2 separate regions of the Homo sapiens genome follow, and region 2 is linked to region 1. A link is an interaction called in ENCODE POLR2A ChIA-PET data of the cell type or tissue named here. Cell type or tissue: PC-9. All regions are shown on one strand. Links, peaks and the distances in the headings refer to the core of each region. The heading gives the core; the rest is flanking DNA. Region 1 has its middle 12 kb from the start of PPIA. Region 2 overlaps OGDH (oxoglutarate dehydrogenase).

Region 1 (5,374 bases), core at 153-5,152:
GGGCAATCTCGGCTCACTGCAACCTCCGCCTCCCAGGTTCAAGCAATTCTCCTGCCTCAGCCTCCCGAGTAGCTGGGACTACAGGTGCATGCCACCACACCCGGCTAATTTTTTGTATTTTTTGGAGAGCCGGGGTTTTGCTGTGTTAGCCAGGATGGTCTCGATCTCCTGACCTCGTGATCCGCCTGCCTTGGCCTCCCAAAGTGCTGGGAGATGTGAGCCACCACACCTGGCACCCTGTGTTTTTTTACACACCCCTACCCTGAGTCTCAGAGCAGGATTGGCACTTCAGAGAGGGGCGCCCCCTCTCTCAGCCTGCCGGCACCAGGCTTTGGAGGAAGCAGGAAGGTGTACCCAGGCTCATACATATCCACTGAATGAACAGAGGTTTGAAATGTGAAAACAAATTGTACAGCAGGACACCCCTTCCCTCCCAGCCTGACCAGGCCACTCACACTGACTGTCTCGGAGGGATGCTTTCTGGTTAACTGGCTGGAGTAGGGTTATTTCCCCTAATCACTGTTTTGTTGTGGGATGGGGTTTGGGGGATTCATCTATGGCATCCCTGCTGTGAGTCTCCATTGGCAGTTGGATAGGACTAAGGAGGGAAGGGACCCATGGAGATTTCCACTGCAATCAGAAGAGAGAGACCTTTTAGGGAATGGGGAACCTCAGGTTTCGCTTTACCCCAAGTCAGAGAAGAGTTACATTCAGCACCTCTGGGAGAGGTGTGAGCCATGGCCCAGTGTGTTCTCCCAGCCAAGAATCAATGATGATTCAGCTGAGGGCCTTGCTGGACAGGGCTGATGGTAGCTGGGAGACCAACACAATGAGCCCAGCCCAAGGTAAGGAAAGGAAAGGGAGACATTTGTTGAGTTTGAATCTTGTCTCAGGAACTTGTCTTGAGCTCCAGTGAAACAGCAGGTAACATAGAACTTTGCCTGTCAAACACCAATAAATGAATCAAATGAAGCAGTGAGGGCAGATGGCAGAGGGGTCCAAGCAGGGAGAGCAACTGCTAGAGGCCAGGAGGCAACTGCTACCGCTTTGCAGCCCCAGCCTTTCGGGAATAGCCAGGCCTGAAGGACACCCCCAAGAGCCAGGGCGCCTCTCTGGAATTCCAAGTAAGGCTTAGACAGGGTTCTTGGTTCTGAATCGGGTCTCACCAGATGATATGCTGGCCCAACTTGTCCCAACCACCCAGAAACACACTCATAACCCGTGGTGAACATTTGTGGCTCCAGGGGGATATCAGCTCTGCTTTATCTTTTTTTCTTTTCTTTTTTTTTTTTTTTTTTTGAGACGGAGTCTTGCTCTGTCGCCCAGGCTGGAGCACAGTGGTGTGATCTTTGCTCACTGCAACCTCTGCCTCCTGTGTTCAAGCGATTCTCCTGCCTCAGCCTCCTGAGTAGCTGGGACTACAGGCACAGGCCACCATGCCCGGCTAATTTTTTTTTTTTTGTATTTTTAGCAGAGACAGGGCTTCATCATGTTAGCCAGGATGGTCTTCATCTCCTGACCTTGTGATCTGACTGCCTCCGCTTCCCAAAGTGCTTTAATCACAGGTGTGAGCCACTGTGCCCAGCCATATCAGCTCTGCTTTTCTAAGGATCATGCCCATTGTAGATCAGTGAGTATCCTCATAGAGGCAGTGCCTTCTCACTGCATCCACACATGGCAAACAGGCAAACAGGCTCCCCCCTTTTCATGCATGTTGTACACTCTTTGCACTGCATCCTGTTAAACATTTCTCATGGCCAATGTCTCTCTGAGAATGTAGGCCATCTCTGGATCTGCTTCTATTGACTGTTGCCTCTCTGAATGATGGATCACATTATCTTGTTTTTTGGGGTGTCTGGATTAGGGTTCTCCAGACAAAGAGAATATATAGGGATCTATAGGGTGAGCTAGCAAGCTGGAGACCCAGGAGAGCAGAAGGCATGAGTTCCAGTCCAAAGGCCAGCAAGCTGAAGACATGGGGAGGACAAATGTTTCAGTTTCAATCTGAAGGCAGGAAAGAGTTGATGACCCAGTTTGAAGGCAGCCAGGCTGAAGAATTTGTCATTAAATGCTAGACCTTGTGTGTAAAAGAATATCAGAGGCCAGGCGTGGTGGCTCACACCTGTAATCCCAGCACTTTGGGAGGCAGAGGCAGGCAGATCACGTGAGGTCAGGAGTTCAAGACCAGCCTGGCCAATATGGTGAACCCCTGTCTCTACTAAAAAATACAAAACTTAGCCGGGTGTGGTGGCAAACACCTGTAGTCCCAGCTACTTGAGAGACTGAGGCAGAAGAATTGCTTAATCCTGGGAGGCCAAGGTTGCAGTGAGCCGAGATTATACCACTGCACTCTAGCTTGGGCAGCACAGTGAGACTCCATCTCAAAAAAAAAAAAAAGGAATAGCAGAGACTGAAGTAAATAGCAGTTCTGCTTGGAGAATTGCATACACCTTCCTCTGGCAGGCTGTTAGTGTTGGGGTCAAGCCCATCTAGTCTTCAGGGAGCTGGGTCTGGACTTTGCTGTGGAATTCAGTTCACCAAAGGCTTCACATTATTTGAGGGCAGACACCTTCCTTTATTGGTTTGGCATCTCCGTGTTTGCAGGGTTTGTTGCAGTCAGCCCTGTGCACCTGCACCCTAGCAGGGTAGCCTGCTGCTGCTCTCCCTTCCCTCTCCAATGAGAGATGGCTGCTGCCTGGCAATCAGTGCAACCCCTGGGAACACCTGTGGTGTTTCTCACACTGCTCCTTGCTTGCAGAATGTACTCACCCTGACAGGCCTCAGTTCTCTTGTCACAGCCCCCATGGTGGCCAGTGTAGGACATGTCCAGCAAGTTCCCACTAGAACTCTGGCTCTGCCCCCAGGTCTCACTCATGCCCCTCCCCAGGGGCACTCTCAGGCTCTCACTGCAAGGCCCCTTGTGTTAGGAGGGCTCCTCTCAGCACTCCTTCTCCACCTTCAGACTCCAGCATCTGTACCTCACGTAGGCTTCTTCGGTCTCTGGACTGGCCTCCACTCTCCCCCTTGAGCAGTGGGCGATGGCTCTTGGGAAAGAGTGGGTGAGTGGGTACAAACTCTCTTGCATCTGGTGCACCTAGAGGTTGACTGCAGTGGCAAGGCCAACGTCCTGGGTGTGAGTGTGCAGCTGCACAGACCCCATGCTCAGAAGGGCTTCGTGTTTGGTTTAATGCTTTGCTGTTACAGTCTTGAAATTCAATTCTTGTTAATTTTTGGATGAGGAGCCCCACATTTCATTTTGCTCTGGCCCTGGGCAGAGGGTTCATCTTCAGCTGCCGCTGTTTTCCCTCCTGCTTCATCCTCACCTCCTGCAATTCTGCCTTTGGCATCAGAAGCCAAGATGATCACCTCAGGGACCAAAATCACCCCAGGAACCTGGAGAACTGGGCCTTGTGGGAAATGTTGACCTTACATTTGGTGGTAGGACCCAAACCCATACCAGAGCTAAATTTGAGTTATTGCGCAGTTGAATACAGGACATGGCCAAATGAACACAAACTGTGCACTCAAAAAAAATCAGGAGAGTCCGAGTGTGGTGACTCATGCCTGTAATCACAGCACTTTGGGAGGCTGAGGCGGGTGGATTGCTTGAGCCCAGGAGTTTGAGACAAGCCAGGGCAACATGGTGAAACCCTGTCTCTACTAAAAATGCAAAAATTAGCTGGGCATAGTGGCACACACCTGTAGTCCAACCTACTTGGGAGGCTGAGGCAGGAGGATCACTTGAGCCTGGGAGGTGGAGGCTGCAGTGAGCCAAGATTGTGCCACTGCACTCCAACCTGGGCGACAGAGTAAGACTCTGTCTCAGAAAAAAAGAATAACAATAGTAAAAATAAATATTTAGGCTGAGCGCGGTGGCTCACGCCTGTAATCCCAGCACTTTGGGAGGCTGAAGTGGGTGGATCACCTGACGTCAGGAGTTCGAGACCAGCCTGGTCAATGGTTTTTTTTTTTTTTTTGAGACGGAGTCTCGCTCTGTCGCCCAGGCTGGAGTGCAGTGGCGCTATCTCGGCTCACTGCAAACTCTGCCTCCCGGGTTCACGCCATTCTCCTGCTCAGCCTCCCGAGTAGCTGGGACTACAGGCACCCGCCACCACGCCTGGCTAATTTTTTGTATTTTTAGTAAAGATAGGGTTTCACCGTGTTAGCCAGGATGGTCTCGATCTCCTGACCTTGTGATCCACCCGCCTCGGCCTCCCAAAGTGCTGGGATTACAGGCGTGAGCCACCACACCTGGCCTGGCCAACGGTTTTCAACATGGTAAAACCCTGTCTTTACTAAAAATACAAAAATTAGCTGGGTGTGGTGGCATGTGCCTGTAATCCCAGCTACTTGGGAGGCTGAAGCAGGAGAATTGCTTGAACCCAGGAGGCGGAGGTTGCAGTGAGCCAAGATCACACCACTGCACTCCAGCCTGGGCAACAGAACGAGACTCTGTCTCAAAAATAAATAAATAAATAAGGTCGGGTGCGGTGGCTCATACCTGTAATCTCAGCACTTTGGGAGGCCGAGGCAGGCGGATCACCTGAGGTTGGGAGTTCGAGAACAGGCTGGCCAACGTGGAGAAACCCTGTCTCTACTAAAAATACAAAATTAGTTGGGCATAGTGGCGCATGCCTATAATCCCTGCTACTCAGGAGGCTGAGGAAGGAGAATCGCTTGAACCCGGGAGGCGGAGGTTGCAGTGAGCCAAGATCGTGCCATTGCATTCCAGCTTGGACAACAACAGTGAAATTCCGTCTCAAAAAATAAGAATATAAATAAAAAAATAAATAAATATTCAAAGGACTGCTGTGAGAATTTAACAATGACCAACCATTAGGGCCAGGTGCAGTGGCTCACACCTGTAATCCCAGCACTTTGGGAGGCTGAGGTGGGTGGATCACCTGTGGTCAGGAGTTTGAGACCAGCTTGGCCAACGTGGCGAAACCCTGTCTCTATTAGAAGTACAAAAAATTAGCTGGGCATGGTGGCGGGCACCTGTAATTCCTGCTACTCGGAAGGCTGAGGCAGCAGAATCACTTGAACCTGGGAGGCAGAGGTTGCAGTGAGCAGAGATCGTGCCATTGCACTCCAGCCTTGGCAACAAGAGGGAGACACCGTCTCAAAAAACAAAACAAAACTAAATAAAAAAACCCAATGACCATTAATAACAGCAACTAACACTTTCTAGGATTCTGTGTTTACTAACTGAAGACTTATTTCTGGGGTTTTTTGTTTTTGATATTGTGGCCCTTCCTGTTAGGGAAATTCCCCACCTTCTGAGCTCAAGTGGAAGGCAAAGTCTGAAGACCTTAGACACCGAGGCCTGAAGGCACAGGCGGAGATTAAGGGCTCAACCCAGCAGGTGCATCCT
Region 2 (5,374 bases), core at 116-5,115, 170 kb before region 1:
TTCCATTGATCTTTGTGTCTATCCCATCACCAATACCGAGAGTTTTTATTATTGTAGCTCATAAGAAGTCTCAAAATCGGATAGATTGATTTCTCTCACTTCTTTTTCAAAATTGTTTCAGCTAATCTAGTTCTTTTGCCTTTCTTTTTTTTTTCTTGTGACGGAGTCTTACTCTGTTGCCCAGGCTGGAGTGCAATGGGCATGATCTCGGCTCACTGCAACCTCTGCATCCTGGGTTCAAGCGATTCTCCTGCCTCAGACCCCCGAGTAGGTGGGACTACAGGCATGCACCACCACACCCTGCTAATTTTTTTTATTTTTAGTAGAGATGGGGTTTCACCATGTTGGCCAGGCTGGTCTTGAACTCCTGATCTCATGATCCACTCGCCTCGGCCTCCCAAAGTGCTAGGATTACAGGCGTGAGCCACCACGCCTGGCCACCTTTCTTCATTATACTTATTTATTATTTTTGAGGCAGGGTCTTACTCTGTCACCCAGGCTGGAGTAGAGTGGCATTATCACAGCTCACTGCAGCCTCTACTTCCAGGCTCAAGCAATCTTGCTACTTCAGCCTCCTGAGTAGCTGGGACTGCAGGCACGTACCACCACGCCTGGCTGTTTTTTTTCTTTTCTTTTCTTTTCTTTTCTTTTTTTTGAGACGGAGTGTCACTCTGTCGCCCAGGCTGGAGTGCAGTGGCGCGATCTCGGCTCACTGCAACCTCCGCCTCCTGGGTTCAAGCAATTCTCCTGCCTCAGCCTCCTGAGTAGCTGGGACTACAGGCACGTGCCACCAACGTAATTTTTTTGTATTTTTAGTAGAGACAGGGTTTCACCATGTTAGCCAGGATGGTCTCGATCTCCTGACCTCGTGATCCACTTGCCTCTGCCTCCCAAAGTGCTGGGATTACAGGCATGAGCCACTGCGCCTGGCTTGTTTTTGTTTTTGTTTTTTGAGACAGTCTCACTTTGTCGCCCAGGCTGGAATGCAGTGTTGTGATCTCGGCTCACTGCAACCTCTGCCTCCCAGATTCATGTTATTCTCTCACCTCGGCCTCCTGAGTAACTGGGACTATAGGCACCCGCCACCACACCTGGCTGTTTTGTTTGTTTGTTTATTTGTTTGTTTGTTTGTTTTGAGACGGAGTCTCACTCTGTCACCCAGGCTGGAGTGCAGTGATGCGATCTTGGCTCACCGCAAGCTCTGCCACCCAGGTTCACGCCATTCTTCTGCTCAGTCTCCCGAGTAGCTGGGACTATAGGCGCCCACCACCATGCCTGGCTAATTTTTTGTATTTTTAGTAGAGATGGGGTTTCACCGTGTTAGCCAGGATGGTCTCAATCTCCTGGCCTCGTGATCCACCCGTCTCGGCCTCCCAAAGTGCTGGGATTACAGGCGTGAGCCACCACGCCCGGCTATAATTTTTATATTTTTAGTCGAGATGGGGTTTCACCATGTTGGCCAGGCCGTTCTCAAACTCCTGACCTCAAGTCATCTGCCCACATCGGCCTCCCAAAGTGCTGGGATAACAGGTGTGAGCCACTGGGCCCAGCCACCTGGCTTTTTTTTTTTTTTTTTTTTGAAGATGGCATTTTGCTGTTGTTGCACAGGCTGGAGTGCCATGGCGTGATCTCAGCTCACTGCAACCTCCACCTCTCAGGTTCAAGTGATTCTCCTGCCTCAGCCTCCCGAGTAGCTGGGATTACAGGTATGTGCTGCCACTCCCAGCTAATTTTGTATTTTTAGTTGAGACGGGGTTTCTCCATGTTGGTCAGGCTGGTCTGAAACTCCCAAACTCGGGCCATCCGCTCGCCTCGGCCTCCCAAAGTGCTGGGATTACAGGCATGAGCCACGGCACCTGGCCTAGCTGTCTTTTTAAAATTTTTATTTTTTGTAGATATAGGGTCTTGCTCTGTTGCCAAGGCTGGTCTCAAACCCCTAGGCAAGCTATCCTTTCACCTCAGCCTCCCAAAGTGCTGGGATTACAGGCCTTTTTTTTTTTTTTTCTTGTGTATAATGCACCATTTCTCTCTGGCTGCCTTCAAGGTTTTGGTTTTTTTTGTTTTTTTTGTTTGTTTGTTTTTTGTATTGAGTTTTCTGAATTTGTTTATGATGTGTCTTGGTGTGCATTTATTTGGGTTTATTCTTCACGGGGTTCTTTATGCCTTTTGCCAGATTTGGGAGATTTGTAGCCATTATTTCTTTGAATGCTTTTCCAGCCCCTCCTTCTGCCTTCATCAGGGACTCCAATGACATTAATATTAGATCTTTTGTTATTTCCCTGAGGCCTTGTTCTGTCTTCAAGTTCACTGATTTCCTCTGTCTTTATTCTGCCCTTTAACCCATGCTAAAGCTTTTTTCTTTTGCTTAGTGCATTTTTCAGTTCTGAAATGTCTGTTTTGTTCTCTACATCTTCTCTTTGCTGAAACTTTATTTTTCATTTGTTTCAAGCATGTTCATAGTTGCTCGTGGAAGCATTTTGAGGATGCCTCTTTTAGAATCTTTGTCAGATAATTGTAAGTCTACGTCATCTTGGTATTGGTGTCTATAGATTGTCTTTTTTTGTTTGAAATTATCCCGGTTCTTTTGGTTCTTTTTTTTTTTTTTTTTTTTGAGATGAAGTCTCGCTCTGTCGCCCAGGCTGGAGTGCAGTGGCGCGATCTCAGCTCACTGCAACCTCCTGGGTTCAAGCGATTCTCCTGCCTCAGCCTCCCAAGTAGCTGGGATTACAGGCATGTGCCACCATGCCAGGCTAATTTTTGTATTTTTGTAAAGATAGGGCTTCACCATGTTGGCCAGGCTGGTCTTGAATTCCTGACCTCAAGTGATAACACCTACCTCAGCCTCCCAAAGTGCTGGGATTACAGGTATGAGCCACCATGCCCGGACAAGATTATCCTGGCCCTTGGTGTAAAGAGTGATCTTTGACTTGCAACCTGGACATTCTGGGTGTTATGTTATGGACTCTTGATCTTGTTTAAATCTCTAAGCAATGCAGGCTTCCTCTGCTGGGGCAGGGAGGGGCTGCTTCCTCACTGTTGCTGGTGCGGTGTCTGGGGGGAGGGATTCCTTGTTATTGCTGTATGACTGTAAGAGTTCCCCATTAGGCCTTGGTGACATCACCCTGCCTGGGAAGGGAGGGGTGCTGCTTCATTACTGCTGGATGGGATTGAAATCCAGACTCCCTACCTGGTCTCCACTATCTTATCAGGGAGTGAGTTGGAAGGGCTCATTATTCACCAGGTGGGGATGAAAGTCCCTGGTCCCTATTCTGACACCAGCTGAGTGGAGTGAGGATATTTCCTGTGGAATTTGGCCGCAGTAGAGCAATTGTTGTTTAAAACTTTAAAAGTTTTCCATCTTGCTGCTCTTTTCCTGGTCCTTTGGCTAGAGAGAACAGGTTTCTGTTTGTAGTTTTCTTTGTCTACACCTGTTGGCATTTCTGGGTTGTAGGCTTCTCGAGTACCCAGGTCTGAAACACATGAAGCATAAAGAAAATCAAGAACTCAGTGCTCGGCTGGGTGTGGTGGCTCATACCTGTAATCCTAGCACTTTGGGAGTCTGACACTTGAGGTCAGGAGTTCGAGGCCACCCTGGCCAACATGGCAAAACTGTCTCTATAAAAAATACAAAAATTAGCCAGGCATGGTGATGTGCGCCTGTAGTAGTCTCAGCTACTTGGGGGACTGAGGTGGGAGAATCACTTGAGCCTGGGAGGTCCAGGCTGCAGTGAGCCGAGATCACACCACTGCACTCCAGCCTGGGCAACAGAGCAAGACCCTGACAGAAAGAAAAAAAAAAAAAACCTCAATGCTCTTTCTTTGGGTCCTCTGGTTCCTAGCCAGTCTGCTTCCTTCTCTCCACCTTTCACAGTCTTGTTTTGTCTTAAATGTAACGCCTCATGTTTTTAGCTATATTTAGCAGGAAACACGTTTTATATATGCTTTAATGAGATGTTGAAAAATTGTCCTGCTTTCCATAAAGATTTAATAATTTACACTCTATCAATACCTTTTAAAAGTGCCTATTTATCTACACCCTCCCCAGTCAACCTGTTTATACCACATCAGTCATGGGCATCTCAGATGCTGTGGGGCCACGTCTCAGGGAAAGGGCAGAACAGTCTTCAGACCTATATACTGAAGCGTACTCAGGGATCTGATCAGGGAGGTGTCAGTCCCTACCAGTGGTGACCACCCATGATTGGTGAGCTAAATAGGCTTCTGTGCTAAATGATGGAGACAGCCTACTAATGTTTTGGAAGTTACCAGTTGACCGCCACTCCAAATTAGCTAATGTTTAGGTTTAAATATCTTGGAAACTTGAACTTTTTATATCACTAGTTTGCCTTTTTTCCTAGGCTACATATATATATGTATATATATATACACATGTTTATGTATATATACACATATATATACGTATATACGTATATATACACATATGTATATGTATATATATACACACATGTTTATGTATATATACACATATATACGTATATAAGTGTATATGTGTATATATATACACGTATATGTGTATATGCATATATATATGTGTATATATATGCATATATACGTATATATGTGTATATATACACATATACGTGTATATATATACACATATATATATACGTATATATATATGTATATATGTGAGCCGAGATCGCGCCACTGCACTCCATCCTGGACGACAGAGCGAGACTCCTTTCGGAGCTCTGGAGTCTCACTCTGTCGTCCAGGCTGGAGTGCAGTGGCGCGATCTCGGCTCACAGTAACCACCTCCCGGGTTCAAGCAATTCTCCTGCCTCAGCCTCCCAAGTAGCTGGACTACAGGCACCCGCCACAATGCACAGCTAATTTTTTTGTAGTTTTAGTAGAGGCGGGGTTTCAGCATGTTGGCCAGGCTGGTCTCAAACTCCTGATCTCAGGTGATCCACCCACCTCGACCTCCCAAAGTGCTGGGATTACAGGCATGAACCACCATACCCAACCATTTCTTTAGTCATAGATATACCTTCAAGTTTTCAAAGTGCTTTCATATTTGTGTTACAATTACAAAAAGACATTATGAGGGGGTTAGGAGTAATTACTGTCTCCACTTTATGGCCCAGGAAAGCTCACACAGTGACTTGGTGTCACGTGGTCTCTGTTGGCCCAGGAAAGCTCACACAGTGACTTGGTGTCACACGGTCTCTGTACCTGCAGGCTCAACAATTGTTTCCATCTAGCAATGAAAAAAAACTTTACAGTTTAAAAGTAATCCTCACTACTTCCCTCAGCTTATATGTAATGAGGTGTCACTAGTGAAAGATAATAAATTCTTTGAGATTCTCAGCCAATAAGGGAGAATTGATATCTGTACTCTGTACATGAGTTC

Evidence for each region. Peaks named below come from ENCODE experiments on the same cell type or tissue, not always from the same donor. Only the 100,000 strongest peaks of a DNase experiment are listed, where the experiment ranks them.
Region 2: POLR2A ChIA-PET joins it to region 1 with 9 read pairs; 23 of 35 experiments call an interaction of 5 or more read pairs at or near these places.

The regions. Positions count from the first base shown.
Region 1 is chr7:44,781,848-44,787,221 of GRCh38, forward strand. No RefSeq gene overlaps it. Among named protein-coding and RNA genes, the nearest start is that of PPIA, 12 kb to the right of the region's middle. RefSeq lists an enhancer at 4,963-5,374. In PC-9, for the core only: no CTCF peak of the experiment used is centred there; no DNase peak of the experiment used is centred there.
Region 2 is chr7:44,612,244-44,617,617 of GRCh38, forward strand. All of the region lies in intron 1 of OGDH (oxoglutarate dehydrogenase), which reads left to right. Among named protein-coding and RNA genes, the nearest start is that of OGDH, 8.3 kb to the left of the region's middle. In PC-9, for the core only: no CTCF peak of the experiment used is centred there; no DNase peak of the experiment used is centred there; H3K27ac peaks cover 2,824 bases.